Linked DNA regions of Homo sapiens: regions 2 and 3 are each linked to region 1. A link is an interaction called in ENCODE POLR2A ChIA-PET data of the cell type or tissue named here. Cell type or tissue: CD4-positive, alpha-beta T cell. All regions are shown on one strand. Links, peaks and the distances in the headings refer to the core of each region. The heading gives the core; the rest is flanking DNA. Region 1 has its middle 5.6 kb from the start of LINC01511. Region 2 holds the start of TERLR1 (TERT regulating lncRNA 1). Region 3 holds the start of TERT (telomerase reverse transcriptase).

What was found. ChIA-PET counts read pairs that join two places held together with the same protein. Peaks named below come from ENCODE experiments on the same cell type or tissue, not always from the same donor. Only the 100,000 strongest peaks of a DNase experiment are listed, where the experiment ranks them.
Region 2: POLR2A ChIA-PET joins it to region 1 with 5 read pairs; 3 of 35 experiments call an interaction of 5 or more read pairs at or near these places.
Region 3: POLR2A ChIA-PET joins it to region 1 with 5 read pairs; 5 of 35 experiments call an interaction of 5 or more read pairs at or near these places.

The regions. Positions count from the first base shown.
Region 1 is chr5:1,380,393-1,391,017 of GRCh38, reverse strand. No RefSeq gene overlaps it. Among named protein-coding and RNA genes, the nearest start is that of LINC01511, 5.6 kb to the right of the region's middle. RefSeq lists enhancers at 4,325-4,893, 4,950-5,244. In CD4-positive, alpha-beta T cell, for the core only: no CTCF peak of the experiment used is centred there; DNase peaks (open chromatin) are centred at 3,837, 4,607 and 5,077; H3K4me3 peaks cover 1,760 bases; H3K27ac peaks cover 2,061 bases.
Region 2 is chr5:1,169,622-1,180,246 of GRCh38, reverse strand. LOC124900189 reads left to right here. Exons shown (of 8, transcript XM_047417960.1): 2 at 36-873; 3 at 968-1,809; 4 at 1,993-2,199; 5 at 3,703-4,286; 6 at 4,559-5,118; 7 at 5,617-5,723; 8 at 6,769-7,151. The coding sequence starts at 441. The coding sequence ends at 1,488. It overlaps TERLR1 (TERT regulating lncRNA 1), which reads left to right and starts at 1,642. Exons shown (of 5, transcript NR_109911.1): 1 at 1,642-1,809; 2 at 3,703-4,286; 3 at 4,559-5,118; 4 at 5,617-5,723; 5 at 6,769-7,151. RefSeq lists a cis regulatory region at 10,328 and an enhancer at 10,244-10,413. In CD4-positive, alpha-beta T cell, for the core only: CTCF peaks have their summits at 5,401 and 5,606 (motif pointing right); DNase peaks (open chromatin) are centred at 5,676 and 7,066.
Region 3 is chr5:1,290,581-1,301,205 of GRCh38, reverse strand. TERT (telomerase reverse transcriptase) reads left to right here and starts at 6,138. Exons shown (of 16, transcript NM_198253.3): 1 at 6,138-6,435; 2 at 6,540-7,893. The coding sequence starts at 6,217. RefSeq lists enhancers at 3,458-3,479, 5,461-6,177, 6,148-6,190, 9,210-9,960, 9,961-10,625, silencers at 5,792-5,881, 5,982-6,051, cis regulatory regions at 6,084-6,092, 6,104-6,112, 6,182-6,214, 6,217-6,573 and promoters at 5,887-6,578, 2,218-6,578. In CD4-positive, alpha-beta T cell, for the core only: no CTCF peak of the experiment used is centred there; a DNase peak (open chromatin) is centred at 6,125; H3K4me3 peaks cover 578 bases.

The DNA of each region.
Region 1 (10,625 bases), core at 860-8,859:
AGGGAGTGCCTGAGGGAGCAGGTGAGGGAGGGGCACTTACACCCTGAATGTAGAAGGAACTCCACAAGTCCATAGGGAAGAGGCAGACACCCCATCAGAAAAGTGGACAGAGACCTTGAATGACTGCCAGCAAGGGAAAGTGCCCAAGTGGCCAACAAACCTATGAAAAGAGGCCCAACCTCACCAGTTGTCATGGAAATGCAGTCAGCCACCACGTAATGTGGCAGCACACCCATCACAGCAGCTGGGCTTTGGAAAGTCTGAGCCCCTGTGTGGCTGCGTGTGGACAGGAAGGACACTCGCAGCTTTCAGGTGGGTGAGTGAACTCCATGGCAGGAAAACGACAAGGGCTGAACCTGCCTGCAGCCTTACTGCTGCTCCTACCCTCCCCATTGTCACATAGGATGCCCCTTACCCTTGGGGGTGGCCACCACCCCCGCTGCAGTTGCCGCCCTAACAGCTCACACCTGGAGCCCCCAGGGCCTGCCTTGGGCAGCTGGGCCCTCGTCCAGGGGCCCCTGGGATTGAAGCCTGTGCCAGGGTGGCCCAGGGCCAGACCCTGACCACCTTGAGGTCAAAGCCCCCATCCTGACCTGCAGTCTGATATATGTCCAGAGTCCCCGTTAGGACCACTGGACCCCACCTGAAACCATGTCTGCTCCGGCCTCTCCCTTCCCTTGGCCTGTTTCCCGCTCTCTCCTGGTTTTCTCCTGTGAGTCCCAGTGATTCAGGAGCACAACAATCTCCACTCAAGAGTCTGCAGGATTCCAGCCTAAGGGAGACAATCACAAGCCCCACAGTTCTCTCTGTGTGCCTGACAGAGACACATGGAGAGGCGTGTGCAGTGGCCATAAAAGCCGAGACTGGGAGCAGCAGAAAGGCCAGCACTGAGTGGACGCTCACGGCAGGAAGGGCCCGTGAGCTGCGGCACTGGCTGGTGGGGCGGTGGGAAAGGTCGAACTGTATCCCCTGAGAAGGCTGAAGTCCTGACTCCTTATGTGAAAATAAGGTTGTTGCAGATGCGATTAGATAAGACGAGGTCATACCTGAGTAGGGTGGGCCCTAAATCCAATATGACAGGGACTCTATAAGAGGAGAGGAGAGACACTGAGACCCTGAATCCAACACCACTGGTGTCCTGGGAAGGGGAAAAGAGACACAGTGAAACAGAGACCAGGACAGGACCTCTGTGTGACTACGGAGGCAGACATCAAGAGATGCACCTGCAAACCAAGACTCACAGAGGGCTGCCAGCCATCACCAGGGGCTGGAGACACACACATGGAACAGATGCTGCCCCAGAGCCTCCAGCAGGAACCAACCCTGGCAACACTGTGACTTCAAACTTCTGGCCTCCAGAGCGGTGAGACCATAAACTTCTGTTGTTTCAAGTGCCCCGTTTGTGGTGGGCGTCCCCAGGGCATTAGAGAAAGCAGGTCCATCCTGCCTGGGCCTTTGGGTACCTGAGACATTCCCGGCCCTTGGGATGCCTTCCCAGGCTTCACTCTCCTTCCCATCCTGTACTTCCTCTTGTTCCCTCATCTGGAACTACCTTCTTTCTGTTCTCACCATGAACTTTCCAACCTTAACCCACTAGCTCCTATGCCATGTCAGCTTCCCATAGACATCACCACTGAAAGTCTGTTCCCACTCCAGCTTCTGGGTTCTGGCCCTTGGCCAGTGTTCCTTGAAACCCCCATTCTCCCCAGGTCTTCCCTAGCAGGTGTTCTGTTGAAGGCAGATGGCCCATTGTCTCTTGTCCCAGCAGGAACTGAGTTAGTCTCACTCGCTTCTGCCAGTGTTTTGAACAGGCCTGGTACATGGAAGGCAGTGGCATTTAATATGTTTACAGATGGATGAATGAATGGGTGGGTGAAGGGGCGGGTGGATGGATAAATGGGTGGATAGATAAGGGATGAATGGATAGATGGAAGGCTGGATGGATGGACAGAAGAAGGGAGGGATGGATGAAAGGAGAGAGAGAAAAGGGTGAGAGAGAGAGAAAGGGATAAATAGATTGATGAATGCACAGGTGGGTTAATGGATGAGTGGTGGATGGTTGGATGAATAAATGGATGAGTGGATAGTTGGATAGATGGATGAGTAAATGAATGGATGTATTGATGGACAAAAGAAAGAAGAAAGGGAGATAGGGAGGGAGGGTGAGAGGGAAAGGGGGTGTGTAGATGGCTGGGTGGATGGATGGTTGATTACGGTTGGGTGGATGGATATATGGATAGTTAGATGGATGGGCAGGCAGATGATGGCTGGATGAATAGATGCATGGATGGGTGGATAGATGAATGGGTAGGTGAGTGGATGGGTTGATGATGGATGGATGGATAGACGGGTGGGTGGGTATGTGATGGATGGATGAATGAATAGGTGGTGTGTGGGTGGATGGGTTGATGTGGGGAGTGAGTAGGTTATGGATGGATGGATGGATGGACAAGTGGATTTGTGGATGGATGAATGGATGGATGGATGGATGGGTAGATGGGTGAATGGATGTGTGGGTAGGTTATGGACGGTTGGAGGGATGGATAGATAGATGGATGAACGGATGAATGGATGGATAGATGGATGCATGGATGGATGGATGCTTGGGTGGATGGACAGATGGATGTGTGGATGGATGGATGCATGGAAGCATGGGTGGATGGATAGATGGATGGAGGAATGGATGAGTGGATGGGTAGGTGGAGGGATAGATAGATGTGCAGATGGATGGGTGGAAGGTCCTGGATGACATGTACAAGTCTGCCATTCTGGTCCAATCTCAAATTCCCCTACAGGGCTGACTGTGTGGATGCTGTATTTAGTACTTGCTCTCCAAGGAGGGTTGGGCTGTTTAATACAAATGAAATGTTAATTTCAAAATGTCTGAAGAAGTCTTTTCTTCTGACACTGTTTGTGCAGAACCCAAGCTCCCTGGGAGGGATGAGCCCGCAGAGCCCGCTTTGGTGCTGGACTCCCTGGGAGGGATAAGCCCTCAGAGCCCGCTTTGGTGCTGGATGGGAGGCTCACCCCTCCGCACCCTGCCCTTTACCATGGGATTTGTGCTGTTCGTCAAGTGACCTTTAGACACATGGCCTGGGTTTTTGAAGCCTGAAAAAACTATACAATTTTTCCTTTGAGAGAAGCATTTTAATAAAGGTTCGGCAACAGCGAAATACGTGGCTGAAAGGGTAAACGGATTCCTCTATGTTTGGCTTTTTTTGGTTTTCACTCCACAATCCTCCTTTAATCTCTGTAGATTCATTTGACTGGCCCAAAGGTCACAGCCTCTACCTGTTTCCTGAAGTCTGACAACAGAAAAAAAGCCACCTTTTTTGAAACACAATTCATCAGCAAATCCTACATTCCCTGGCGCCTCGCCTGCTCTCCTTCTCCTGAGGATGCACCAGATCACAAACACAGCTGGCCCTGGCGCCACAGCCAGGACCCATGATTCAGCAGGACAGAGCCAAGGATACTCATGCCCTACTGACAGATGGGTGTCCCACAAACCAACTGCCACTGTGCCGGTGCCTGACTTGGGGAGCTGGGGGAAAGCAGAAATGGAACCGACGGTCACACCCTGGCCTCCTCCTCCCCTCACCCCAGCCTGTCACTTAAGTGAACCAGGGCCATGGGGAGCTAGGTGTGGCCTGACCTGCAGCCCCCAGCTGCTCTCTGCAGCCAAGAGTGAGAACCGCGGCACCAGCCATGACCCACAGCTGTCAGCATCCCCACAGAGGATGGGAACCTCCGAGAACCACCCTCCTGGCAGAGAGGGCCAAGGGCGGTTCTGTGAGACCTGTGTCTCAGGTGTGTGTGTGAGAGAGAGGCAGGCAGACAGACAGACAGAAGGGCAAGGGCGGTTCTGTGAGACCTGTGTCTCAGATGTGTGTGGGAGAGAGGCAGGCAGACATTCAGACAGGGAGAGGAGGAGAGAGACAGAAAGAGACTCAGCAAAGCAGAGAGAACTTAGATCAGGGTCAAAGACTTCTGACGGCCCTCCCCTAGTCAGGGTGGTCGGCCATCCCGGTCTGCCCCGGACTGAGGGGTTTCCTGGATTCAGGATTTCTGGGGACCAGTGGTCGCCCCTGTCCTTAGTACTGGCCAGCCCTGCTCTGCTGAGTTGGGGAGAGCAGCCCCAGGCAAGGAGGTCTGAGGAAGGGGTATGGAGCGCGAGATGGGGGTGGCAGAGGGGAGATCACAGGAGAGCAGGTGGGGCAGGCTCAGACCAGCTCCCCATGTGTCGGGGTGCAGGAGGGGCAGCAGTGGCCGTGCACAGCGGGAGGGCGGTGTTTGGGGTGGACTGAAGGTGCCGAGCTCCAGCCCCGCTGTGTGGGACGCACTCAGCCTTTAAGGTGCTGCACCTGCACTTGCGCAGCAAGGAGCGAGCGTCACAGAAGCCAGTGCAGCCGGCCAGGGAGGACAGGGCAGAAAGCCACGAGGACAGGACCTGCGGGCAGCTGGCGGAGCCAGGCCAGACCAGACGCTGCCGGCTTTGAAGAGCGGCTCGGCCGCGGCCACGCGCGCCCGGCGTCAACGGGGCGTCTGACGTTTTCCTTTGTTTTCTTTTGTTCGAGAAGCCGGAAGTTTAGACTTTTACATTTGGGTAAAACGCTCCAGTGTTTGGGTGTCGGTGGCTGCGTCGCTGCGTCAGTCAGTCACTCGGTGGCAACAGCAGCAGCAGAGGCGCCCACCTGGCTGAGCAGAGAGACACGGTACTCACGGCGGGTGTGGGGGGCACAAGGCGCTCACAGAGGCCCCAGAGAACCGGCTCAGAGGCCAGCAGGGCAGAAGGGGGAGTCAGCCGGGTGAGCAGCTCTGCGCCCCGCCGGCCCCCACACCGACCACAGCAGAGGAGACCGGCGGCCTCACTCCCCGCGCCGGCCCCAGAGCCCCGCCCGTGCAGGTGCAGTAGGGCCCGGGGCACAGGCGCGGGGGAGCCGGCAGGGATGGCTGCGCCCAGCCAACGGCAGCAGGACCACGAACACCCCACTGCACCCCGTTCCATGAGGGCAGCTTCCTGTGAGCCAGACACGGCCCTGTCCAAGGGATCCTACCGCCCCGGCCCAGGCCACGCCCCAAGGAACGCCCTGTGGGTGGTGCTGAGCGGCACAGTCCCCAGGCCCCGCGGCCGGCCCTGCATTCGCTCTCTCGTGCCTTCCCTGGGGGAAACGCCCAGCCTGGCAGCACAGAACCTTTAGTTACACAGGCCTGAGTTTGAGGTCCGGGGAATGGGAAAGTGAAACGTGATCGCTGAACCTGCGTCTCCCATGTTCACACTATGTCCAGCAGTGAAAGTCCATCGAGCCTCCGACCCAAGCAACAGGCATTCTTCTACCCTTCCCCTGGCTGGCCTCCCTTCCCACCTCACAACGCTCACATGAATAAAGCGTGTCCCTCATGCCACTAGAAGAGCTCAGCCTGGGCCACAGCCCCCTCTTGGTGGCCCTGGAGAGGCCTCCTCTCCAAGAACACCAGCCCACCATGGTCCTCTGAGGACGCAGGGCCAGACACCAAGCGGGCAGGTGGCACGGAAAGAAAATATCGCAAGCTCTGTTCGCCTAAAAATATCGCTCTTCTAAGGTGAATGCAGAAGAATTTTCATGTATATGACTGACCTTCACAAATCCAGCCAGCATTAGCCCATCAAGCACTGAACACATTTATCTAGAATTTAAACAATTTTACTTATTCTGCAAGCTGAGATCCTCTTTACTTAAAACTGTTTGTCATATAGATGAAGGGACCCGTCAGACAGAACATTTTATTTGGTTAAAAATTGGATGGCATACATATTTACACAGTATTAGTGGGACAGAAATGACCGTTTTGAAGTATGCCCTCAGCCATGGCTGCTGGCCATGGGCTCCAGCCGGCCACGCCCTGCAGGTCCCCATCGTTAAGCTCATCCTGGTTCAGAATCAAAGGTTAATATTTAAGTGGCTTTTCAATTTGTGTATTCAAAGATAGTATTATGACCTGTAAGCTACAGAAACATTCTCATATCCTTTAAGCCTTGTTCACACAGAGAAACTGTATCTAAAATTCTAAAAAGTTCTATTAATCACAATGGTAATTTTTAAAGCTTAGAAAGAAGAGGAAAAGACATCACCTGTAGGTCTGTTACCCAGAAACGGCCAACACCCCACCGGTGCCCTGAGTTCATCCCGTGCCCATGCCGAGGCCTGGTTTGCTCCGGGTCCTGTCGCCAGGACACTGGACACTGCAGCTGGGCAGCTGCAGACCCTCCCTGTACTTTCTCCACCCAGGGTCGGGCATCGGGGTTGTGGAGGGACAGGCAGATGGGAGAGGGCAGGGGTGAGACTCAGGGCTGGGCCCTGGGTTAGAATCTCTGGCTCCCTCACTTTTTGGCAAGGGTCCAGGCACCTGTGCCTCAGTTTACTCATCTGTGCAGAGAGCAGTCATCGCGCCCAGCACAGAAGGCTGTTGAAAGGATTGGACAAGTTAAATGATGGAAATGGCTCAGATGTTTATGCACCAGTGCCACAGATGTCCCAGATCCATGTAACTATCAGTCTAATGCTACCGTTACCACTCTTAAAAGTATTTCAGATAATGAAATAAAACAGACTTTCCAGATTCTGACATGATGTAAAAAGGCATCCGTAGGGATCACTGACCTGAGGTTTCTGGAGATGAGCCTGGCCCTGCCATGACACAGGTGGGGTCATGATGCAGAGGACAGCCACCTGCAGCTGCCACCACCTGACAGGATACAGGACAGTCACCCCCACCTGTCACCACCACGGAGGACAGAGGGGACAGCCACCCCCACCTGTCACCACTTGAGAGGACACAGGACAGCCACCCCCACCTGTCACCACCTGACAGGACACAGAGGGCTTCTGGGAACCACTTGTGTTGTCTGTGTGTCCAAAGGGCGTGAAAGGACAGCCCAGTGACTGTTGCCTGCACAGAAATGATGCCCTTGAGACCGGAGGCCCAGGACACCTGCCCCTGATGGGCTCAGCGCTGATGGGCTCAGCGCTGATGGGCTCAGCGCTGGGCTTGAGAGCAGGAGTGTGTCCTGCTTCTGCATGTGTGTTCTGAGCAGAGTCCCTTTCCTGCGTGGCTGCCAGGACACTCAAAGCCACTGCTGAGCTCAGGTTCAGTGATGGAGTGGAGCTGTCGTTTCCTCCTGTGTGGTAGCCATACTCCCAAGGCCCCCCACCTCCTGTTGGTGACACCCTTGTTTGGTGTCCCGGCGATAACCATATTCTAACCCACAGAACACAGCAAAGTGGAGTGGAGGAATGTGATTGTGTTACACAGGATTGCAATGCCCATTTCTTTGGAACCTGGCCCTCCCCTGTGGCTTTGAGGAAGCACATGGCTGGGCCGGGGAGCCCCAGGTGACACGAACAGCAGGTGGCCTCTGGAAGCTCACGCAGCCTCTGACCAGCAAGGAAGTGAAGTCCCGAGTCCACAGCAGCAGGGCCCGGGATCCTGCCAATATCCCAAGGAGCAGAACCCAGGTGGACCCTGGCCCACGGGAGCCTTGAGTGAGACGGTAGCGGTCTGACGTCCGCGCTGCACTGGTGAGGCCTGAGCAGGGGACCCCGGAAACCCGGAGGGAGATGTGGACTCTGTTCAGCCGTTTGGCTCATGGCTGGCATTGCCATACGCGGGAGGCACTCGCTTCTCTGCCATTTTTATTTTGTATTTTCTTGTTAGCAGCCCTGGGAGGGGCCTGGCACAAAATATGCCTCAAACACTGTGGAGAGAATGAAGGAGGGTGAGCAGGGGGTTGGGGGGGGGTGCTCAGGAACCCCTGGGGAAATGAGGTGTGGTATGTAAAAGCAAACATTTATTATTTGTAATAAAAACATTCACTGTTTTCTGTGTGTGTTTATTTGTTTGTTTTGAGACAGAGTCTCACCCCATCGCCCAGGCTACAGTGCAATGTCGCCATCTTGGCTCACTACAACCTCCTGGGATCAAGCGATTCTCCTGCCTCAGCCTCCCGAGTAGCTGGGATTACAGGCGCCCGCCACCACACCCAGCTAATTTTTGTATTTTTATTTGTTTTTCTTTTTTGTTTTTGAGATGGAGTCTCACTCTGTTGCCCAAGCTGGAGTGCAGTGGCGCCATCTTGGCTCACCGCAACCTCCACCTCCCAGGTTCAAGCAATTCTTCTGCCTCAGCCTCCCGAGTAGCTTTGTATTTTTAATAGAGAGAGGGTTTCACCATGTTGGCCCGGCTGGTCTCAAACTCCTGACCTCAAGTGATCTGCCCGCCTCAGCCTCCCAAAGTGCTGGGATTACAGGTGAGCCACTGCGCCCAGCCAAGACTCACTATGACATGGAACTTCTTCCATTTGTTTTCGCGTTTTGGGCTCTGAAATACTTACTGGTAGTGCGTGATCACCGCAGTGCCTTCCCTAAACGGGGAGCCGTGCCCACGACACAGGTCCCCCAACACACCAATGTGCCCCCACCCCTCCAGCCTCAACAGGCTTTCCCAGGCCTCTGCATGACCGGGGTGCTGGAGGTACATCCTGGGAGGTCCTTACCCAGGGACTGAGGTGTGAACGCATGAAAACGCAGCCTCCCTGCCTTGCACGGGCAGCTCAGAGCCATAACTCGTCCCCCAGAGCACCTCTCGGCCCGTCGCCACCCACGGGGCACTTCCTGAGAGCAGAGCCTGCTCTGCCACCTCCCTCTGAGGCCTCCCTGCTACTGTCGGAGACCACCACCCTCCCAGGCCTCCCTGCTACTGTCGGAGACCACCACCCTCCCAGGCCTCCCTGCTACTGTCGGAGACCACCACCCTCCCAGGCCTCCCTGCTACTCTCGGAGACCACCATCCTCCCAGGCCTCCCGGCTACTCTTGGAGACCACCTCCCTCCGAGGCCTCCCTTCTACTCTCAGAGACCGCTTCCCTCATTAGCTCTGCGGAAGCAAGCCCTCTTCCCGGGACCACGGTGGCTGCAGTACGGGTAAGTGGGTGCCGCACTGGCTTTTTCTGGAACCACACGATCAAGAGGGTTTGGCTACCGAAATGCCTAGAAAGCTTCAGGACCAGGCGCTCTCCTGAAAAGCTATTTGGTCAAGTGAGTGGTTTAGGTGGGCATGCGTGTATATGTGGGCGTGTGTGGGTGTGTGTCCATGAAAGTGGCCATGTCTGTGTGCGTGTGTGCATGTAAGAGTGCCTGAGTGGGTGAGTGTTGACCATGTGCATACGTGGGTGTGTGCAGGTATGTACGGTGTGTGCACATGTGGGTGTGGGCATGCATGTGTATGGGTGTGTGCACAGGTGTGTGGGTGTGCGTGTGGGGGTGTGCATGCAGGTATGATGTGTGTGCACAGGTGAGTGTGCAAGCGTGTGCAGGTATGCATGGGTGTGAGGTGTGCACGTGTGTGTGGGTATGTGCCTGTGTGTGGATGTGCATGGGTGTGTGCCGGCATGCATGGGTGTGGGGTGTGCACAGACAGGTGTGTGCATGGGTGTGCATGTGTATGGGCACGTGCACGTGTGTGGGTGTCCATGTAGGGGTGAGCATGTGTGTATGGATGTACGTGTGCACAGGTGGGTGTGCAAGTGTGTGTGGGTGTGCACAGTGCAGGGGTGTGTGGGTGTAGGTGTGCACATGCCTGATGGTGGACAGGAACCTCAGGTTCCTTCCTACTGCTCTTTCTGGCCCCACTAGTGGATCCGGAGTAGAAACCAGCCAGAGAGAAGCGCACAGGGGAAGCACAGCCATCACTTAGCAAAATCACTTAGTGAAATCTGGGGGAAAATGAGAGTGGGCTGAAGGCAAAATCAGTGTGCTCTTTCAGCTGGAGAACATAGCAATCAGGGGAATAGGGGCATGGAACAGCCCAGAAACTGGATACACAGAGCTGCGCAGCCGTCATATGCCCCAGGAGGAGGAGGGCGGCGGGTGTGTTCACGCACCACGTGCAGCCCTGGCTGCTCTGCTGCTGGAGTCCATTCGGGCTGCTGTGACAACACGCCTAAGCCTGAGCCACTTGTCAACAACAGACATTTATTGCTCACAGTCCTGGAGGCTGCAAGTCCAAGACCAGGGTGCTGGCGGATGTGGCGTCCCATGAGGCAGCCCTCTGCTTCCAAGACGGCGCCTCTTGACAAGGCTCAGGGTGGACAGAGCGAGGGAGCTCCCTGGAGCCTCTTCTACCCGGGCCACTCATGCCATTCGTGAGAGCACAGCCCTCGTGATCTACTCACCTCCCAAAGGTCCCACCTGTTAACACCATCACATTGGGTATTAGGTTCCAACCTATCAATTTTGGGGGCCACTAACACTCAGGCTACAGAAACTACTAATGCATCTTGGGATATTGTGAAACTGAAAGGTGACAACGTGCCAGCAGCCCTCGCTGGCTCTCGGCGCTTCCTGGGCCTCCGTGTCGGCTCTGGCCGTGCTTGAGGAGCCCTTCGGCCTGCCGCTGCGCTGTGGGGCCCCTCTCTGGGGCTGGCCGAGGCTGGAGCCAGCTCCCTCTGCTGGCGGAGAGGCGCGGGCGGGAGCGGGGGCTGAGCGCAGCGCTCGCGGGCGGCGCGGGTTCCGGGTGGGTGCAGGCTTGGCTGGCCCGCCGACGCCTGCTGGGCTTGATCTGGGGATGAGCTCCCTCTGGGCTGCCGGA
Region 2 (10,625 bases), core at 1,807-9,806, 210 kb after region 1:
TTTCTTCCCTGTGGCATCAGCTCTTTTCCCAGCAGGCCTCTTTGCAGCTGGATGCAGCAGCCAAGCCCTGGAGTCTTTGGAAAACTGTGGCCTGGCGGGGGCCCAGGCAATGCCACCTTACAGGGGACACCCACACAGGCGGTCCCGAGGAGGGGTGTGCTGCCGCCCTGAGCTCAGCCAGGCATCACCGTGGTGTCACCGTCAGCTCGGGTGGCACCTCCCGGGCTGCCCTCTCGGCTGCCACTTCTCATGAAACTGACAGGGACTGAACACGAATGATGTGGCTTATAGCTGGGTGCCCCCACCCTGACCACAGGTGCCACGCGACGGGAGCCACATTCTCTTCCTGATTCTAACTCCACGGGTACAGAGACAGAAGCTGCCATCTTTAGAAATAAAACTTTTTTCTAACTACAAAATAATACAGTTTAATATAGGAAATGTGGAAAATGGGGTATTCGGGGTGGATATTGAGAAGAGAGAAGCAACACCAATTCTATGTGCGAGACGCTGGCACTTCCCAGCGTAGCCTTGTGTTCCTGACCCTGGGGTGGCCTGAGCGTGGCCTGTGGGGCCCGTGTCCAGGTGCGGAGGGGGCCCTGAGTCGTGCGGGGCAAGTGGTCAGGGCCCCAGGCCCAGGCTGCCTGGAGCGAGATGACTGGGCCTGGCCCCTGGGGACTTGCTCTGACAAAACCCCCCGGTCCCCACTCCTGAGCCCCTGCAGGAGCAGCCCTGGGAACATGGGGAGCAGCTCCTTCTGCCTATGTGCTCCGGACTCAGGAACTCTGGAGAGAAGAAACACAACCCCACAGGCCCCGCCTGCCTCTCCTGCAGTCTTGAGGCCCCAGGGAAAGCCCCCACTGCAGGCAGGGGGTGGGTGCCCGAGCGAGGGTGTGGGGTGAGCAGGGTCCTGGGCATGTCAGGGCTGCGTGGGACTCCAGCGGGCCGGGTGCCTCTCGCCCTGCAGGACGTGGCTGGCCTGGTCTGCCCCCAGCTGAGCCTCACCTGAGGGAGAGCTGGGGTGGGCCGCCTCGTTTACGACCGTGTAGTCGTCTTTTGCACACAAAGCCATGTGAGTCCGTACGTGAGTCCTGTGGAAAGACAAGACATGGAATAGGAGTGACGTCCGTCCCCAGGCATGAAGTGGAGAGCATCACGCTGTGTGAGTTAAACACTGGCCAAGCACGGTGTGAGTCGGAGCCGGGGACCTGGCCAGATGAGGGCTGCGTGCAGCTTTCACACCCCAGGCACGTGAGCACCGCCAAGCCCAGCCTCAGCCAGCAGCTGCTCTGCAATGTGGAGTCACCAGTGGCCCCAAGGATGGCAGGTGGGGGTGGCCTTGGGACTGAATTAGGCCGACACCCAAGGCCTCTGTTCCTTCCCGTCCCTTCTCTCCCTTCGGAGGATCAAATGAGAGTTTCTAGGAAAGAAAACATGGCCAGGCCCTCCTCCAGCGCCCAGGCAGGGCTCGAGCGGACGCCCGTGTGACCCCCACATCCCTTCTACCCCTGTAGCTCTCTGACTCTGATATCCCAGTGGGAGGAACGAGGAGGGGACGGGTGAGGAGGAGGAAGAGGAGGAGACATGAGGGTTAGGAGGAGCACATCCTGAGTTTGTGAGGCTTCACTGACCTCTGGCCTCACAAACACACACAGGCCTGAGCTCCGGATATTTCTCCTGTTCTGGAGACAGTGAGAAGTGAAAGAGAAATGGCTGCCCCTGCACCACTTACCGCGAAGGAGGCTCAAGGCTGGGGGGCCCCTCTGCCTTCCAGTGACCGCCCGTGTCACATCCTGACCCGCTCAGCAGGTGAGCTGCAGGCTGCCAATGCACTGGTGCTACTTGCCCCTCGGTGTCTGGGTGGCTTTTGTGTGGCTGCGGCAGCTTGTGGGCCCACATCCCAGGCACGGGTGGTCCTGAAGGTGCTGGGGAAGGGACATGCCCTGGGAGGCAGGATGTCCACACTAAGTGAGTTGCTCGCCTCCACTGGAGGAGAGACGGCCAGAGGCATGGATGCACGCTGACTCGTGGACGGCCGCTGTTTGACGAGACCATCAAGGAGGGAGGAGCACCCGTGGAAAGGCGTGGCAGGGTGGTCGGGGCAGAGGTGTACATCAGCCTATCCAATGCTCACGGCTGGAGGACGCCGCGCCCTGTGAATGCTCACTGAGGACCATCCCGGGCACTGGGGCTCTCCATGTGAGAATGGACAATATGCTGCCTTCCCAGCTGCCCCATCCTTCCTGCGAGAGCTTGGGGATGGGTGGCCACAGTGGCACTGGGGAGAACACGAGGGCTCCCCAGCAAGCGTTTTCTCTCATGGAGGTGGCTCTGGTCACAGCGTCACTGCAGGGCGCAGCCACGGTGGCGGCCAATGGAAACTGGGCTCTTCTTTTTCTTTTTTTTTTTGAGACAGAGTCTCGCTCTGTCACCCAGGCTGGAGTACAATGGCAGGATCTCGGCTCACTGCAACATCCACCTCCCGGGTTCAAGTGATTCTCCTGCCTCAGCCTCCTGAGTAGCTGGGATTACAGGTGCCAGCCACCACGCCCGGCTAATTTTTGTATTTTTAGTAGAGACAGGGTTTCACCATGTTGGTCAGGCTGTCTCGAACTCCTGACCTCGTGATCTGCCCGCCTTGGCCTTCTCAAAGTGCTGGGATTACAGACATGAGCCACCGCGCCCGGCCAAAACTGGGCTTTTCTACGGTGGGGAGAGCAGAGCTATTCTCTCTGGGGTGGGTGCTTGTCTGGGACTTGTCACCATCCCTTACTCCAGGGCTGTCTTCAGCACTGTCGCCCACAGTCTTTCCGAACGCCTTATTCAGATGTTATAATTTCCCACACGATGTTCCTGACCAAGAAACGCATTTTACAGCAAAGGGGTGAGGAACGGATCTGTGGCCATAGGATCCCAGAGCCGTGTCCCCGCCACTCAGGAGCAGGCGACCTGAGCAGAAGGGCTTGGCGCTGGTGGGCAGTGGGAGCCCTGCCATGGGCGGCCCGAGGGGTGGTGGGATCCCCGCCGTGGGCAACCCCGGGGGCGGTGGGAGCCACGCTGTGGGTGGGCTGGAGGCCCTACTGGGTGTGCTACCGGAAGGGAGGTCCTGACTGTGAGTCCATGTTCCTGGCATGTTGAACAAAGAATTGAGCAAAACTCACAAAACGACAAATAACAGAGTAATGAAAGCGCAGATCCTTTGCAGTGAACATGCACTCCACAAGGGGGGACGGGACTCCAGCAAGTGCTCCGGAGCCCCCATTAGGGTTTGTATTGGGCTAAAAGAATTTGGTAACACCCCCAGGTGCCCTTTCCAGGTCTCTGATTGGCTGCATCCTATGAAGACTGGCCTGCGGCCAATCAGAGGCTGAGGTGGAGACTCCTGTCTTGTTTTCCCAGGAAGGAGGCTGCGGCCTGTGTGCCGCCCAATCCAGCCAGGAACCGGTGGCACCTGCTGCCCTCCGGCTTCTGCCTTAGCCCTCGGTGACCCCATTCCCTGTTCTCCTGCCTCAGGTGCAGGGCGATGGTTCTCAGTCAACGCTGGGGCCAGAGCCGGGGCTGGGGCCGCTCGTTCTGCACAGGTCCCGGGAGTGGCGGTGAGCAATGCTCTCGCTCTCAGCGACCCACGTGCAAAGCGCTCCCTGCGCCCCCGACCCCGCAGCTTTGGGCTCTGCTGACTTCAAGGCTTCATTCTTCCTCCAGGAGAACACAGCAGGTCCCTCCGACCGCAGTCGGCCTCTCCAGCCTGCCATGCCTCTGGCCATGAGGCGACCCGCTGGAGTGATGGATTCCCGTCACTACCACCCACAGGGCGAGGGGGTGCATTGGTCTGCTTGGGCCGCTGTAACAAAATGCCACAGCCTGGATGAGTGACTGACATTGCTTCCCCACCGTTCTGGAGGCTGGAGGCCCGAGATCGAGGTCCCTGACACTATTTCAGTGATGCCAGAGCCCAGGAGGAGTCGACCAAGCCCCAGCGTGGCCATAAGCACCTTCGCAGGACCACGGAGTCGCTGCAGGTGTTCAGCCCTGTTGAGAGTGGGAGTCGGTGTCGATGGTCACAGCTCAGTAACTCATCGTCACCAGCGAGTACCACAGAGCAGACACAACTGCACTTCTCTGTAGAGCCTCCAGTCGATACTGAGAGCCACTGGGGCGTCTGACACCCAAGGGTGCAGACATTCACTCCAAGTCCAGAGACCGCGCCCTTTCTAAGGCCCTGTCTCACAGTCGCCCCGTGCTCATTGTGCCGGATGTTTCCACAGCCACAGAGACGGTGCGTGAAGGTGGGTGATTCAGGGTGGGCACTCCAGGTACAGAACCCAGAGGTGCTTCCCGCCCCCCTACCAGGCCTTACCCCCGCCCCCTCCCTCAGCAGCAGCAGGGTTGGGCCAGGGCCTTCCTTGACATCCACCATGTATTCCAGTGATAGTTTAAGTAGATCCCACACTAAATGGCCCACTAAAGACACGATTTTGCCTCGGGAAATCTTTCTGAGTTTAGTCCACATGCTGATTTCATGTTCAGGGGGTGAATGTTAAAATCTCTACTTAACAAGGTGAGGTGCAGCCTAGTGCATATGACTGACAGAAACGTGAAGCCACAGTGGACGCCTGGATGAGACACAGATCACCTTCCAAATCTGAGTGTGGCCTTGGGACCAACCAGGCAGCCAGGGAGAAGGCAGAGACCAGAGGGAACCCAGGTGCCCTCAATCCCAGCCTCCTCTATCCCAGCCTCCCAATCCCAGCCTCCCCAATCCCAGCCTCCTAATCCCAGCCTCCTCCATCCCAGGACCCCCACTCCCAGCCTCCCGATCCCAGCTTCTCTGATCCCAGCCTCCCCTAAAACCCAGACTCTATGAATCCCAGCCTCTGAGGTGGGAACTGTTAGTAACCCCACTCCATGGACAAGAAAGCTGGGGCCTGGCGAGGCTAACAGACTATCCTGATGGTGTGAGGGAGGGATCGGCCTCTGAGGGCTGCTTCCACCCATCTCACCAGTGGCTGCAGGCTCCAGGCGCCACTTTCCTTGAGTCTATGTTCTTTCCAAGCATCCTGCAGCTCCAGAAGCTCTGGAGCCGCCAGCACTGAGAGAAGCGATGGAGCTGCATGCAGGGTGAGTGTAGGACCGGGCGGAGCTGCTCTGTGGCTGGCGGGCACATTCTTTGTCAACATGAGCATCTCTCACTGTTCCTAGACCCCCTGGCTCCCCAGCTTCCTTGGAGCCAGGCGTGGCCACAGGAAAATGTTTAGGTCAATGACAGGTGAGCAAAAGTGTGAATACAACCTCCAGGAGTTTTCTTAAAGGAAGGGACAGGCCCTTCCCCTCCTCATGTCTCCTTCTGGCTGCCTGGAAGGCACATGTGAGGGCTGGAGCCTGAGCAGCCACCTTGGGCCATCAGGAGGAAGCCTGTGCTGCAATGGTAACTCAGTGACTTGGCGAGACTCACAGAGCCTGCATTCCCGACACCTGGTGCCCTATACCAGCCCCGGGCATATTCTTAGTGTGGGAGAAAAATCAGCTTTGGTCTAGCTTAAGACTCTGGGTGGGGCACGGAATGGGATAGAATGGGGAGTCCGGTTCCCCCAGCTGAGCCAGGTGACCATTCCTCAGGAAACTTTGTTGACAGCGGTGTCTGGATGGACCAGCAGAGGGCACTCTCACCCACGGGGAAAATCGTGCGCCCGGCCTCGTCCACCGCCAGAAGACGCCGCTACACAGTGAGTCATTCCACAAATCCCTGCTCTCACGGGATCTCTGGAGATAAAGGCAGTTGAGAATCGACAAATAGGACTGTTTCTCCGTTTATGAAATTTGAGCTGCCCTTAGACTTCACGGCAGAGAATATAGAGACAGTAAACCCTGGGGTTGAAGATGGGACCACGAACCTGGGGCCACCTTCTAGGGACGGGTGCTTCGTGTGGGGCATCCCGGGGAGGGGGTGCCCTGGAGCCTGAGTCAGTGCCAGGCACCTTGAGTCTAACGCTCTCAGTGCAGTTGCCTCCTTTGAAAAATAAAAGGCTTGGACAAAATAAGCTCCAAAGTCTCGTTCCGGTTTGAAATTTTTAACAAGCAGAACGAGTTCCAGTGTCACCGAGGACCTTTTGGAAATGACTTTCAGCCTCTGCCTCAGTCTCGGCATCAGTCTGCTGGGGAGGGACTGGGGGTGCTTCAGGGAGAGGGCAGCCCCCCAGCAGAGGGAGGGGAAGCAGCCCAGGGACACCCCTTGGAGGGGCCTGAGGTGGGAGATGGCACCAGCAGTGCCCCAGTGCCCACGGTACCCCAGGGGCGGCTCAGCCCCACCTGCGTCCACGTGTGTCCCTGGGCACGGGTGGGACGAGGCCCCTCGGGCTGGGTGGGGCGCTCCCCTCCTGACAGTCTGAATTGCATCCTCAAGTACTCAGACCCAGCGATTTCTCCCCGCTGGGGACATGGGGCAGCAACACAGGCATCGCGCTGGGTTTTATACAAGACACTGACTGCATTCTGGTCGCCACCCGCCTCACGGTGGAAGATGATGTGGATATGCTTTCCCAGAGGTGCCTGCGGCCAGGGCCTGTGGAGCCTCCCTACCCTCTGTCCACACCAAGTCCACTGAGCAGCGATCAGCTGGCCTGGTCCTTGGTCAGGCCAGATGCAGGCCCCTTCACCATGGTGGGCACTCTCTGCCCACCAGGCACAGGAGCTCCCAGGGTCTCTGCAGTGCGGACCCTGACGACCATCCACCCCACACGGCCGTTTCTTTCTTTCTTTTATTTTTTTGAGATGGAGTCTCGCTCTGTCGACCAGGCTGGAGTGCAATGGTGCGATCTCGGCTCACTGCAATCTCTGCCTCCCGGTGAGAGGTGAAGCCAGCTGGACTTCCTGGGTCTAGTGGGGACTTGGAGAACTTTTCTGTCTAGCTAAAGATTTGTAAATGCACCAATCAGTGCTGTGTCTAGCTAAAGTTTGTAAACGTACCAATCAGCACTCTGTAAAAATGGGCCAATCAGCACTCTGTAAAATGGACCAATCAGCACTCTGTAAAATGGACCAGTCAGCAGGATGTGGGCGGGGTCAAATAAAGGAATAAAAAGCTGGTAGCCGAGCCGGCAGTGGCAAACCGTTTGGGTCCTTCTCGGTACCCTGGTGGCTTTGTTGTTTTGCTCTTTGCAATAGATCTTGTTGCCGCTTGCTCTTTGGGGCCTCACTGCCTTTATGAGCTATAACACTCCCCGCAGAGGTCTGCAGCTTCATTCTTGAAGCCAGCGAGACCACGAACCCACTGGGAGGAACCAACAACTCCAAACGCGCCACCTGTAAGAGCTGTAACACTCCCTGTGAAGGTCTGTGGCTTCACTCCTGAAGTCAGCGAGACCAGGAACCCACCGGAAGGAACTCCGGACACAAAGAACTGCAACACTCACCCGAGGGTCTGTGGCTTCATTCTTGAAGTCAGTGAGATTAAGAACCCACCGGAAGGAACCAGTTCCGGACGTGCCGAGTTCAAGCAATTGTCCTGCCTCAGTCTCCGGAGTAACTGGGATTACAGGTGCACGCTGCCATGCCCAGCTAATTTGTATTTTAGTAGAGTCGAGGTTTCACCGCGTTGCCCAGGCTGGTCTCGAATTCCTGAGCTTGGGCAACCCACTCACCTCGGCCTCCCAAAGTGCTAGGATTACAGGCGTGAGCCACCAGGCCGGGCCCGTATGGTGGTTTCTACTCCGGACTGACTCTCCCGGGTCTTGGTCACTCTGCAGAATCCTGGACCGGAAGGGGGCCTCGGCCAGGGGAGGGCTTGCGAGGAGCCCCGGACCTACTGGCCATTATAGGGTGACGGGAAGTTCCTTGCATCCCGGGATCCCATGGCACTTGGTCAGGGAAGCCTCCCCAGAGAGGCCCAACTCCCCAGATCCAGGTGGGGAATCAGGGTACCAGCCAGGCAGTGTTCCCACCCCAGCCATGCTGCTGGCTTCCGTCCCTGTGGTGGGGTCACCCAGGTGGCTCATGCCTCCACGCACAGCCTTGTGGACACCCCCACACCGCCCATAGTCAAGTCAGAGCTCACGAGCCCACAGGGCAGATACCCGCCACGAGGGGACGGTGGGCCAGGAGGGTCCTCTGTGGGCAGCGCCGTGTTCCTGATCTCCCCAGGCTGCTGGGGGATGGGGTGGGGCAGAGGAGGCCACCTTCCCATTTCCCACTTTGCTGGGTCTCCCTCTTTGCTGGACAGTGCTGGGGCAGGTTACACACCCATGACAGTGTGAGGACTGAGGGTGCGCGTCCTGGAGCCTTCAGGGCTTGGGTGGAGGGGGCAGCTTGTCCCCCTGAGGCCTGGGCCAGAGATCCCATTCTGAATGCGGAGAGCCAAGATTCTACCTGGATCCTGGCCTTGTGGGTCACTGTGACGGCCCAGAGCTGACTTTATGTGACAGTTTGTCCTGAGATTTAAAACTGAATATTTAGACTCGTGGGATCTGGGCATCCACTTCAACCAAGGATGGGGACAGGCAGCAGGGTGGAGGGTGGACGATGCAGGAAGATGCTGTAGGACCAAGAACAAGGGGGCTGTGAGGCAAAGGAGCAGCACGAGGAGCCGTGTGTGCCCACTGCCACTTGCAGCCTCATTTCTCAACCCGACTGTGATGACTGCCGCTTGCTGGAAAGATGCTCTGAAGACACAATGAACTGACAATGCGTCACCCCGACTCCTGCCTGAGCCACTCCATTCCTTAAAGACGGTACGTGACTCACGTCCTTGCTGTGTCCTGCACGAGATAAGGTCTGGCAGGGTTGGTAATTATGCCTCTGGGATCTGTAACCAGACATTCTCTGTAACCATTCTGTATAATCTGGACGTTCTCTGTAATCCAGATGTTCTGTGTAAACTGAAGTTCTCTGTAATTGGACTTTCTCTATAACCAGTTGTCCTCTGTAACCTTCTCTATAATCCAGATGTTCTTTGCAACCAGATATTCTCTCTAACCAGACATTCTGTATAATCCAGACATTCTCTGTAACCAGATGTTTTCTATAATCCAGATTTTTTTTTTTTTTTGAGACAGTTGCACTCTTTTTGCCCAGGCTGGAGTGCAATGGTGAGATCTTGGCTCCCTGCAACCTCCACCTCCCAGGTTCAAGCGATTCTCCTGCTTCAACCTCCCTAGTAGCTGAGATTACAGGCATGCACCACCATGCTTAGCTAATTTTGTATTTTTAGTAGAGACGGGGTTTCTTCATGTTGGTCAGACTGCTCTCAAACTCCTGACCTCAGGTGATCCGCCCACCTCGGCCTCCCAAAGTGCTGGGATGACAGACGTGAGCCACCGCACCCGGCCCTGGATGTTCTTTTTAATCCAGATATTCTCTGTAATCCAGACGTTCTCTACAACCAGACATTCTCTGTAATCGGACATTCAGTACAATCCAGGCTTTCTCCGTAACCAGACGTTCTCTATAATCCAGACGTTCTCTGTAACCCACACGCAGCTCCGTGTGACTCTGCTCTTCCGTGACTTCTGCGTCTATAATCCAGACGTTCTCTGTAACCCACGTGCAGCTCCGTGTGACCCTGCTCTTCCGTGACTTCTGCGTCTATAATCCAGACGTTCTCTGTAACCCACTGCAGCTCCGTGTGACTCTGCTCTTCCGTGACTTCTGCGTCTATAATCCAGACGTTCTCTGTAACCCACTGCAGCTCCGTGTGACTCTGCTCTTCCGTGACTTCTGCATCTATAATCCAGACGTTCTCTGTAACCCACTGCAGCTCCGTGTGACTCTGCTCTTCCGTGACTTCTGCGTCTATAATCCAGACGTTCTCTGTAACCCACTGCAGCTCCGTGTGACTCTGCTCTTCCGTGACTTCTGCGTCTATAATCCAGACGTTCTCTGTAACCCACTGCAGCTCCGTGTGACTCTGCTCTTCCGTGACTTCTGCGTCTATAATCCAGACGTTCTCTGTAACCCACTGCAGCTCCGTGTGACTCTGCTCTTCCGTGACTTCTGTGCACATTTCGAGCTGCATCACCAGAGCTGTGCCAGGAGCTGGGACTGTTCCGCAGCAGCCTGACCATGTGCCTCTGAAAGACCCCTCCCGGGCTGCAGTGCTCAGAAAAACTTCCAAATAAGATGAACTTCCCTTATTTAAAAGCTTGACTCCTTTTTTAGTGGACAGGGCTATGAGCTGAGGGACACGAGACGTCCAGGACAGGAGGGCCGGCCTTGTCTCAGGCCCTGCTCCCTCACCAAAGGCTCTGTGCTCTGTTCTCCTTCTGAGCCAGCTGTCCTGAAACGGAGGCCCTTTTGTGACCCGACTTGGTCTGTTGGCGGGGGACAGACACCAAGGCCATGTCTCACACCGGTCATGGCCAGCCCCCGGCCCTCCTTCCCTCCTCCCCTCCTTCCCTGCTGTAGCCTTTAGGGTTCAGACCCTGGCTGTCCTGTCCTCATTGGGGCTGATGCCCTGCCATGCCCCCCAGGAGCCCCCGTGCTCGGCAGGCTTGGGCTGGGAGGCGCAGTCTCCAGTCTCCAGCAGACACCACCTTACCCAGGTACATGGCACTTTCCTCATTAGGGTGACATTTTCCTCATCAGTGAGGCTCTCGCCTCCTGAGTTGCACCACCCCTGCGCCAGCGTGGTTGGT
Region 3 (10,625 bases), core at 1,395-9,394, 90 kb after region 1:
GACCTGAGCCACTTCAATCTTCAAGGGTCTCTGGCCAAGACCCAGGTGCAAGGCAGAGGCCTGATGACCCGAGGACAGGAAAGCTCGGATGGGAAGGGGCGATGAGAAGCCTGCCTCGTTGGTGAGCAGCGCATGAAGTGCCCTTATTTACGCTTTGCAAAGATTGCTCTGGATACCATCTGGAAAAGGCGGCCAGCGGGAATGCAAGGAGTCAGAAGCCTCCTGCTCAAACCCAGGCCAGCAGCTATGGCGCCCACCCGGGCGTGTGCCAGAGGGAGAGGAGTCAAGGCACCTCGAAGTATGGCTTAAATCTTTTTTTCACCTGAAGCAGTGACCAAGGTGTATTCTGAGGGAAGCTTGAGTTAGGTGCCTTCTTTAAAACAGAAAGTCATGGAAGCACCCTTCTCAAGGGAAAACCAGACGCCCGCTCTGCGGTCATTTACCTCTTTCCTCTCTCCCTCTCTTGCCCTCGCGGTTTCTGATCGGGACAGAGTGACCCCCGTGGAGCTTCTCCGAGCCCGTGCTGAGGACCCTCTTGCAAAGGGCTCCACAGACCCCCGCCCTGGAGAGAGGAGTCTGAGCCTGGCTTAATAACAAACTGGGATGTGGCTGGGGGCGGACAGCGACGGCGGGATTCAAAGACTTAATTCCATGAGTAAATTCAACCTTTCCACATCCGAATGGATTTGGATTTTATCTTAATATTTTCTTAAATTTCATCAAATAACATTCAGGAGTGCAGAAATCCAAAGGCGTAAAACAGGAACTGAGCTATGTTTGCCAAGGTCCAAGGACTTAATAACCATGTTCAGAGGGATTTTTCGCCCTAAGTACTTTTTATTGGTTTTCATAAGGTGGCTTAGGGTGCAAGGGAAAGTACACGAGGAGAGGACTGGGCGGCAGGGCTATGAGCACGGCAAGGCCACCGGGGAGAGAGTCCCCGGCCTGGGAGGCTGAGGCTGACAGCAGGACCACTGACCGTCCTCCCTGGGAGCTGCCACATTGGGCAACGCGAAGGCGGCCACGCTGCGTGTGACTCAGGACCCCATACCGGCTTCCTGGGCCCACCCACACTAACCCAGGAAGTCACGGAGCTCTGAACCCGTGGAAACGAACATGACCCTTGCCTGCCTGCTTCCCTGGGTGGGTCAAGGGTAATGAAGTGGTGTGCAGGAAATGGCCATGTAAATTACACGACTCTGCTGATGGGGACCGTTCCTTCCATCATTATTCATCTTCACCCCCAAGGATTGAATGATTCCAGCAACTTCTTCGGGTGTGACAAGCCATGACAACACTCAGTACAAACACCACTCTTTTACTAGGCCCACAGAGCACGGCCCACACCCCTGATATATTAAGAGTCCAGGAGAGATGAGGCTGCTTTCAGCCACCAGGCTGGGGTGACAACAGCGGCTGAACAGTCTGTTCCTCTAGACTAGTAGACCCTGGCAGGCACTCCCCCAGATTCTAGGGCCTGGTTGCTGCTTCCCGAGGGCGCCATCTGCCCTGGAGACTCAGCCTGGGGTGCCACACTGAGGCCAGCCCTGTCTCCACACCCTCCACCTCCAGGCCTCAGCTTCTCCAGCAGCTTCCTAAACCCTGGGTGGGCCGTGTTCCAGCGCTACTGTCTCACCTGTCCCACTGTGTCTTGTCTCAGCGACGTAGCTCGCACGGTTCCTCCTCACATGGGGTGTCTGTCTCCTTCCCCAACACTCACATGCGTTGAAGGGAGGAGATTCTGCGCCTCCCAGACTGGCTCCTCTGAGCCTGAACCTGGCTCGTGGCCCCCGATGCAGGTTCCTGGCGTCCGGCTGCACGCTGACCTCCATTTCCAGGCGCTCCCCGTCTCCTGTCATCTGCCGGGGCCTGCCGGTGTGTTCTTCTGTTTCTGTGCTCCTTTCCACGTCCAGCTGCGTGTGTCTCTGCCCGCTAGGGTCTGGGGGTTTTTATAGGCATAGGACGGGGGCGTGGTGGGCCAGGGCGCTCTTGGGAAATGCAACATTTGGGTGTGAAAGTAGGAGTGCCTGTCCTCACCTAGGTCCACGGGCACAGGCCTGGGGATGGAGCCCCCGCCAGGGACCCGCCCTTCTCTGCCCAGCACTTTTCTGCCCCCCTCCCTCTGGAACACAGAGTGGCAGTTTCCACAAGCACTAAGCATCCTCTTCCCAAAAGACCCAGCATTGGCACCCCTGGACATTTGCCCCACAGCCCTGGGAATTCACGTGACTACGCACATCATGTACACACTCCCGTCCACGACCGACCCCCGCTGTTTTATTTTAATAGCTACAAAGCAGGGAAATCCCTGCTAAAATGTCCTTTAACAAACTGGTTAAACAAACGGGTCCATCCGCACGGTGGACAGTTCCTCACAGTGAAGAGGAACATGCCGTTTATAAAGCCTGCAGGCATCTCAAGGGAATTACGCTGAGTCAAAACTGCCACCTCCATGGGATACGTACGCAACATGCTCAAAAAGAAAGAATTTCACCCCATGGCAGGGGAGTGGTTAGGGGGGTTAAGGACGGTGGGGGCGGCAGCTGGGGGCTACTGCACGCACCTTTTACTAAAGCCAGTTTCCTGGTTCTGATGGTATTGGCTCAGTTATGGGAGACTAACCATAGGGGAGTGGGGATGGGGGAACCCGGAGGCTGTGCCATCTTTGCCATGCCCGAGTGTCCTGGGCAGGATAATGCTCTAGAGATGCCCACGTCCTGATTCCCCCAAACCTGTGGACAGAACCCGCCCGGCCCCAGGGCCTTTGCAGGTGTGATCTCCGTGAGGACCCTGAGGTCTGGGATCCTTCGGGACTACCTGCAGGCCCGAAAAGTAATCCAGGGGTTCTGGGAAGAGGCGGGCAGGAGGGTCAGAGGGGGGCAGCCTCAGGACGATGGAGGCAGTCAGTCTGAGGCTGAAAAGGGAGGGAGGGCCTCGAGCCCAGGCCTGCAAGCGCCTCCAGAAGCTGGAAAAAGCGGGGAAGGGACCCTCCACGGAGCCTGCAGCAGGAAGGCACGGCTGGCCCTTAGCCCACCAGGGCCCATCGTGGACCTCCGGCCTCCGTGCCATAGGAGGGCACTCGCGCTGCCCTTCTAGCATGAAGTGTGTGGGGATTTGCAGAAGCAACAGGAAACCCATGCACTGTGAATCTAGGATTATTTCAAAACAAAGGTTTACAGAAACATCCAAGGACAGGGCTGAAGTGCCTCCGGGCAAGGGCAGGGCAGGCACGAGTGATTTTATTTAGCTATTTTATTTTATTTACTTACTTTCTGAGACAGAGTTATGCTCTTGTTGCCCAGGCTGGAGTGCAGCGGCATGATCTTGGCTCACTGCAACCTCCGTCTCCTGGGTTCAAGCAATTCTCGTGCCTCAGCCTCCCAAGTAGCTGGGATTTCAGGCATGCACCACCACACCCGGCTAATTTTGTATTTTTAGTAGAGATGGGCTTTCACCATGTTGGTCAGGCTGATCTCAAAATCCTGACCTCAGGTGATCCGCCCACCTCAGCCTCCCAAAGTGCTGGGATTACAGGCATGAGCCACTGCACCTGGCCTATTTAACCATTTTAAAACTTCCCTGGGCTCAAGTCACACCCACTGGTAAGGAGTTCATGGAGTTCAATTTCCCCTTTACTCAGGAGTTACCCTCCTTTGATATTTTCTGTAATTCTTCGTAGACTGGGGATACACCGTCTCTTGACATATTCACAGTTTCTGTGACCACCTGTTATCCCATGGGACCCACTGCAGGGGCAGCTGGGAGGCTGCAGGCTTCAGGTCCCAGTGGGGTTGCCATCTGCCAGTAGAAACCTGATGTAGAATCAGGGCGCGAGTGTGGACACTGTCCTGAATCTCAATGTCTCAGTGTGTGCTGAAACATGTAGAAATTAAAGTCCATCCCTCCTACTCTACTGGGATTGAGCCCCTTCCCTATCCCCCCCCAGGGGCAGAGGAGTTCCTCTCACTCCTGTGGAGGAAGGAATGATACTTTGTTATTTTTCACTGCTGGTACTGAATCCACTGTTTCATTTGTTGGTTTGTTTGTTTTGTTTTGAGAGGCAGTTTCACTCTTGTTGCTCAGGCTGGAGGGAGTGCAATGGCGCGATCTTGGCTTACTGCAGCCTCTGCCTCCCAGGTTCAAGTGATTCTCCTGCTTCCGCCTCCCATTTGGCTGGGATTACAGGCACCCGCCACCATGCCCAGCTAATTTTTTGTATTTTTAGTAGAGACGGGGGTGGGGGTGGGGTTCACCATGTTGGCCAGGCTGGTCTCGAACTTCTGACCTCAGATGATCCACCTGCCTCTGCCTCCTAAAGTGCTGGGATTACAGGTGTGAGCCACCATGCCCAGCTCAGAATTTACTCTGTTTAGAAACATCTGGGTCTGAGGTAGGAAGCTCACCCCACTCAAGTGTTGTGGTGTTTTAAGCCAATGATAGAATTTTTTTATTGTTGTTAGAACACTCTTGATGTTTTACACTGTGATGACTAAGACATCATCAGCTTTTCAAAGACACACTAACTGCACCCATAATACTGGGGTGTCTTCTGGGTATCAGCGATCTTCATTGAATGCCGGGAGGCGTTTCCTCGCCATGCACATGGTGTTAATTACTCCAGCATAATCTTCTGCTTCCATTTCTTCTCTTCCCTCTTTTAAAATTGTGTTTTCTATGTTGGCTTCTCTGCAGAGAACCAGTGTAAGCTACAACTTAACTTTTGTTGGAACAAATTTTCCAAACCGCCCCTTTGCCCTAGTGGCAGAGACAATTCACAAACACAGCCCTTTAAAAAGGCTTAGGGATCACTAAGGGGATTTCTAGAAGAGCGACCTGTAATCCTAAGTATTTACAAGACGAGGCTAACCTCCAGCGAGCGTGACAGCCCAGGGAGGGTGCGAGGCCTGTTCAAATGCTAGCTCCATAAATAAAGCAATTTCCTCCGGCAGTTTCTGAAAGTAGGAAAGGTTACATTTAAGGTTGCGTTTGTTAGCATTTCAGTGTTTGCCGACCTCAGCTACAGCATCCCTGCAAGGCCTCGGGAGACCCAGAAGTTTCTCGCCCCTTAGATCCAAACTTGAGCAACCCGGAGTCTGGATTCCTGGGAAGTCCTCAGCTGTCCTGCGGTTGTGCCGGGGCCCCAGGTCTGGAGGGGACCAGTGGCCGTGTGGCTTCTACTGCTGGGCTGGAAGTCGGGCCTCCTAGCTCTGCAGTCCGAGGCTTGGAGCCAGGTGCCTGGACCCCGAGGTTGCCCTCCACCCTGTGCGGGCGGGATGTGACCAGATGTTGGCCTCATCTGCCAGACAGAGTGCCGGGGCCCAGGGTCAAGGCCGTTGTGGCTGGTGTGAGGCGCCCGGTGCGCGGCCAGCAGGAGCGCCTGGCTCCATTTCCCACCCTTTCTCGACGGGACCGCCCCGGTGGGTGATTAACAGATTTGGGGTGGTTTGCTCATGGTGGGGACCCCTCGCCGCCTGAGAACCTGCAAAGAGAAATGACGGGCCTGTGTCAAGGAGCCCAAGTCGCGGGGAAGTGTTGCAGGGAGGCACTCCGGGAGGTCCCGCGTGCCCGTCCAGGGAGCAATGCGTCCTCGGGTTCGTCCCCAGCCGCGTCTACGCGCCTCCGTCCTCCCCTTCACGTCCGGCATTCGTGGTGCCCGGAGCCCGACGCCCCGCGTCCGGACCTGGAGGCAGCCCTGGGTCTCCGGATCAGGCCAGCGGCCAAAGGGTCGCCGCACGCACCTGTTCCCAGGGCCTCCACATCATGGCCCCTCCCTCGGGTTACCCCACAGCCTAGGCCGATTCGACCTCTCTCCGCTGGGGCCCTCGCTGGCGTCCCTGCACCCTGGGAGCGCGAGCGGCGCGCGGGCGGGGAAGCGCGGCCCAGACCCCCGGGTCCGCCCGGAGCAGCTGCGCTGTCGGGGCCAGGCCGGGCTCCCAGTGGATTCGCGGGCACAGACGCCCAGGACCGCGCTTCCCACGTGGCGGAGGGACTGGGGACCCGGGCACCCGTCCTGCCCCTTCACCTTCCAGCTCCGCCTCCTCCGCGCGGACCCCGCCCCGTCCCGACCCCTCCCGGGTCCCCGGCCCAGCCCCCTCCGGGCCCTCCCAGCCCCTCCCCTTCCTTTCCGCGGCCCCGCCCTCTCCTCGCGGCGCGAGTTTCAGGCAGCGCTGCGTCCTGCTGCGCACGTGGGAAGCCCTGGCCCCGGCCACCCCCGCGATGCCGCGCGCTCCCCGCTGCCGAGCCGTGCGCTCCCTGCTGCGCAGCCACTACCGCGAGGTGCTGCCGCTGGCCACGTTCGTGCGGCGCCTGGGGCCCCAGGGCTGGCGGCTGGTGCAGCGCGGGGACCCGGCGGCTTTCCGCGCGCTGGTGGCCCAGTGCCTGGTGTGCGTGCCCTGGGACGCACGGCCGCCCCCCGCCGCCCCCTCCTTCCGCCAGGTGGGCCTCCCCGGGGTCGGCGTCCGGCTGGGGTTGAGGGCGGCCGGGGGGAACCAGCGACATGCGGAGAGCAGCGCAGGCGACTCAGGGCGCTTCCCCCGCAGGTGTCCTGCCTGAAGGAGCTGGTGGCCCGAGTGCTGCAGAGGCTGTGCGAGCGCGGCGCGAAGAACGTGCTGGCCTTCGGCTTCGCGCTGCTGGACGGGGCCCGCGGGGGCCCCCCCGAGGCCTTCACCACCAGCGTGCGCAGCTACCTGCCCAACACGGTGACCGACGCACTGCGGGGGAGCGGGGCGTGGGGGCTGCTGCTGCGCCGCGTGGGCGACGACGTGCTGGTTCACCTGCTGGCACGCTGCGCGCTCTTTGTGCTGGTGGCTCCCAGCTGCGCCTACCAGGTGTGCGGGCCGCCGCTGTACCAGCTCGGCGCTGCCACTCAGGCCCGGCCCCCGCCACACGCTAGTGGACCCCGAAGGCGTCTGGGATGCGAACGGGCCTGGAACCATAGCGTCAGGGAGGCCGGGGTCCCCCTGGGCCTGCCAGCCCCGGGTGCGAGGAGGCGCGGGGGCAGTGCCAGCCGAAGTCTGCCGTTGCCCAAGAGGCCCAGGCGTGGCGCTGCCCCTGAGCCGGAGCGGACGCCCGTTGGGCAGGGGTCCTGGGCCCACCCGGGCAGGACGCGTGGACCGAGTGACCGTGGTTTCTGTGTGGTGTCACCTGCCAGACCCGCCGAAGAAGCCACCTCTTTGGAGGGTGCGCTCTCTGGCACGCGCCACTCCCACCCATCCGTGGGCCGCCAGCACCACGCGGGCCCCCCATCCACATCGCGGCCACCACGTCCCTGGGACACGCCTTGTCCCCCGGTGTACGCCGAGACCAAGCACTTCCTCTACTCCTCAGGCGACAAGGAGCAGCTGCGGCCCTCCTTCCTACTCAGCTCTCTGAGGCCCAGCCTGACTGGCGCTCGGAGGCTCGTGGAGACCATCTTTCTGGGTTCCAGGCCCTGGATGCCAGGGACTCCCCGCAGGTTGCCCCGCCTGCCCCAGCGCTACTGGCAAATGCGGCCCCTGTTTCTGGAGCTGCTTGGGAACCACGCGCAGTGCCCCTACGGGGTGCTCCTCAAGACGCACTGCCCGCTGCGAGCTGCGGTCACCCCAGCAGCCGGTGTCTGTGCCCGGGAGAAGCCCCAGGGCTCTGTGGCGGCCCCCGAGGAGGAGGACACAGACCCCCGTCGCCTGGTGCAGCTGCTCCGCCAGCACAGCAGCCCCTGGCAGGTGTACGGCTTCGTGCGGGCCTGCCTGCGCCGGCTGGTGCCCCCAGGCCTCTGGGGCTCCAGGCACAACGAACGCCGCTTCCTCAGGAACACCAAGAAGTTCATCTCCCTGGGGAAGCATGCCAAGCTCTCGCTGCAGGAGCTGACGTGGAAGATGAGCGTGCGGGACTGCGCTTGGCTGCGCAGGAGCCCAGGTGAGGAGGTGGTGGCCGTCGAGGGCCCAGGCCCCAGAGCTGAATGCAGTAGGGGCTCAGAAAAGGGGGCAGGCAGAGCCCTGGTCCTCCTGTCTCCATCGTCACGTGGGCACACGTGGCTTTTCGCTCAGGACGTCGAGTGGACACGGTGATCTCTGCCTCTGCTCTCCCTCCTGTCCAGTTTGCATAAACTTACGAGGTTCACCTTCACGTTTTGATGGACACGCGGTTTCCAGGCGCCGAGGCCAGAGCAGTGAACAGAGGAGGCTGGGCGCGGCAGTGGAGCCGGGTTGCCGGCAATGGGGAGAAGTGTCTGGAAGCACAGACGCTCTGGCGAGGGTGCCTGCAGGTTACCTATAATCCTCTTCGCAATTTCAAGGGTGGGAATGAGAGGTGGGGACGAGAACCCCCTCTTCCTGGGGGTGGGAGGTAAGGGTTTTGCAGGTGCACGTGGTCAGCCAATATGCAGGTTTGTGTTTAAGATTTAATTGTGTGTTGACGGCCAGGTGCGGTGGCTCACGCCGGTAATCCCAGCACTTTGGGAAGCTGAGGCAGGTGGATCACCTGAGGTCAGGAGTTTGAGACCAGCCTGACCAACATGGTGAAACCCTATCTGTACTAAAAATACAAAAATTAGCTGGGCATGGTGGTGTGTGCCTGTAATCCCAGCTACTTGGGAGGCTGAGGCAGGAGAATCACTTGAACCCAGGAGGCGGAGGCTGCAGTGAGCTGAGATTGTGCCATTGTACTCCAGCCTGGGCGACAAGAGTGAAACTCTGTCTTTAAAAAAAAAAAGTGTTCGTTGATTGTGCCAGGACAGGGTAGAGGGAGGGAGATAAGACTGTTCTCCAGCACAGATCCTGGTCCCATCTTTAGGTATGAAGAGGGCCACATGGGAGCAGAGGACAGCAGATGGCTCCACCTGCTGAGGAAGGGACAGTGTTTGTGGGTGTTCAGGGGATGGTGCTGCTGGGCCCTGCCGTGTCCCCACCCTGTTTTTCTGGATTTGATGTTGAGGAACCTCCGCTCCAGCCCCCTTTTGGCTCCCAGTGCTCCCAGGCCCTACCGTGGCAGCTAGAAGAAGTCCCGATTTCACCCCCTCCCCACAAACTCCCAAGACATGTAAGACTTCCGGCCATGCAGACAAGGAGGGTGACCTTCTTGGGGCTCTTTTTTTTCTTTTTTTCTTTTTATGGTGGCAAAAGTCATATAACATGAGATTGGCACTCCTAACACCGTTTTCTGTGTACAGTGCAGAATTGCTAACTCGGCGGTGTTTACAGCAGGTTGCTTGAAATGCTGCGTCTTGCGTGACTGGAAGTCCCTACCCATCGAACGGCAGCTGCCTCACACCTGCTGCGGCTCAGGTGGACCACGCCGAGTCAGATAAGCGTCATGCAACCCAGTTTTGCTTTTTGTGCTCCAGCTTCCTTCGTTGAGGAGAGTTTGAGTTCTCTGATCAGGACTCTGCCTGTCATTGCTGTTCTCTGACTTCAGATGAGGTCACAATCTGCCCCTGGCTTATGCAGGGAGTGAGGCGTGGTCCCCGGGTGTCCCTGTCACGTGCAGGGTGAGTGAGGCGTTGCCCCCAGGTGTCCCTGTCACGTGTAGGGTGAGTGAGGCGCGGCCCCCGGGTGTCCCTGTCCCGTGCAGCGTGATTGAGGTGTGGCCCCCGGGTGTCCCTGTCCCGTGCAGGGTGAGTGAGGCACTGTCCCCGGGTGTCCCTGTCACGTGCAGGGTGAGTGAGGCGCGGTCCCCGGGTGTCCCTGTCACGTGTAGGGTGAGTGAGGCACTGTCCCCGGGTGTCCCTCTCAGGTGTAGGGTGAGTGAGGCGCCGTCCCCGGGTGTCCCTGTCACGTGTAGGGTGAGTGAGGCGTGGTCCCCGGGTGTCCCTGTCCCGTGCAGGGTGAGTGAGGCGCTGTCCCCGGGTGTCCCTGTCACGTGCAGGGTGAGTGAGGCGCGGTCCCCGGGTGTCCCTGTCACGTGTAGGGTGAGTGAGGCACCGTCCCTGGGTGTCCCTCCCAGGTGTAGGGTGAGTGAGGCGCTGTCCCCGGGTGTCCCTCTCAGGTGTAGGGTGAGTGAGGCGCGGCCCCAGGTGTCCCTGTCACGTGTAGGGTGAGTGAGGCACCGTCCCTGGGTGTCCCTCCCAGGTATAGGGTGAGTGAGGCACTGTCCCCGGGTGTCCCTGTCACGTGCAGGGTGAGTGAGGCGCGGTCCCCAGGTGTCCCTGTCACGTGTAGGGTGAGTGAGGCACTGTCCCCGGGTGTCCCTGTCCCGTGCAGGGTGAGTGAGGCGCGGTCCCCAGGTGTCCCTGTCCCGTGCAGGGTGAGTGAGGCGCCGTCCCCGGGTGTCCCTGTCACGTGCAGGGTGAGTGAGGCACGGCCCCCGGGTGTCCCTGTCACGTGCAGGGTGAGTGAGGCGCGGCCCCCGGGTGTCCCTGTCACGTGCAGGGTGAGTGAGGCGCGGCCCCCGGGTGTCCCTGTCACGTGCAGGGTGAGTGAGGCGCGGTCCCCGGGTGTCCCTGTCACGTGCAGGGTGAGTGAGGCGCGGTCCCCGGGTGTCCCTGTCACGTGCAGGGTGAGTGAGGCGCGGTCCCCGGGTGTCCCTGTCACGTGCAGGGTGAGTGAGGCACGGTCCCCGGGTGTCCCTGTCCCGTGTAGGGTGAGTGAGGCACTGTCCCCGGGTGTCCCTGTCACGTTCAGGGTGAGTGAGGCGCGGTCCCCGGGTGTCCC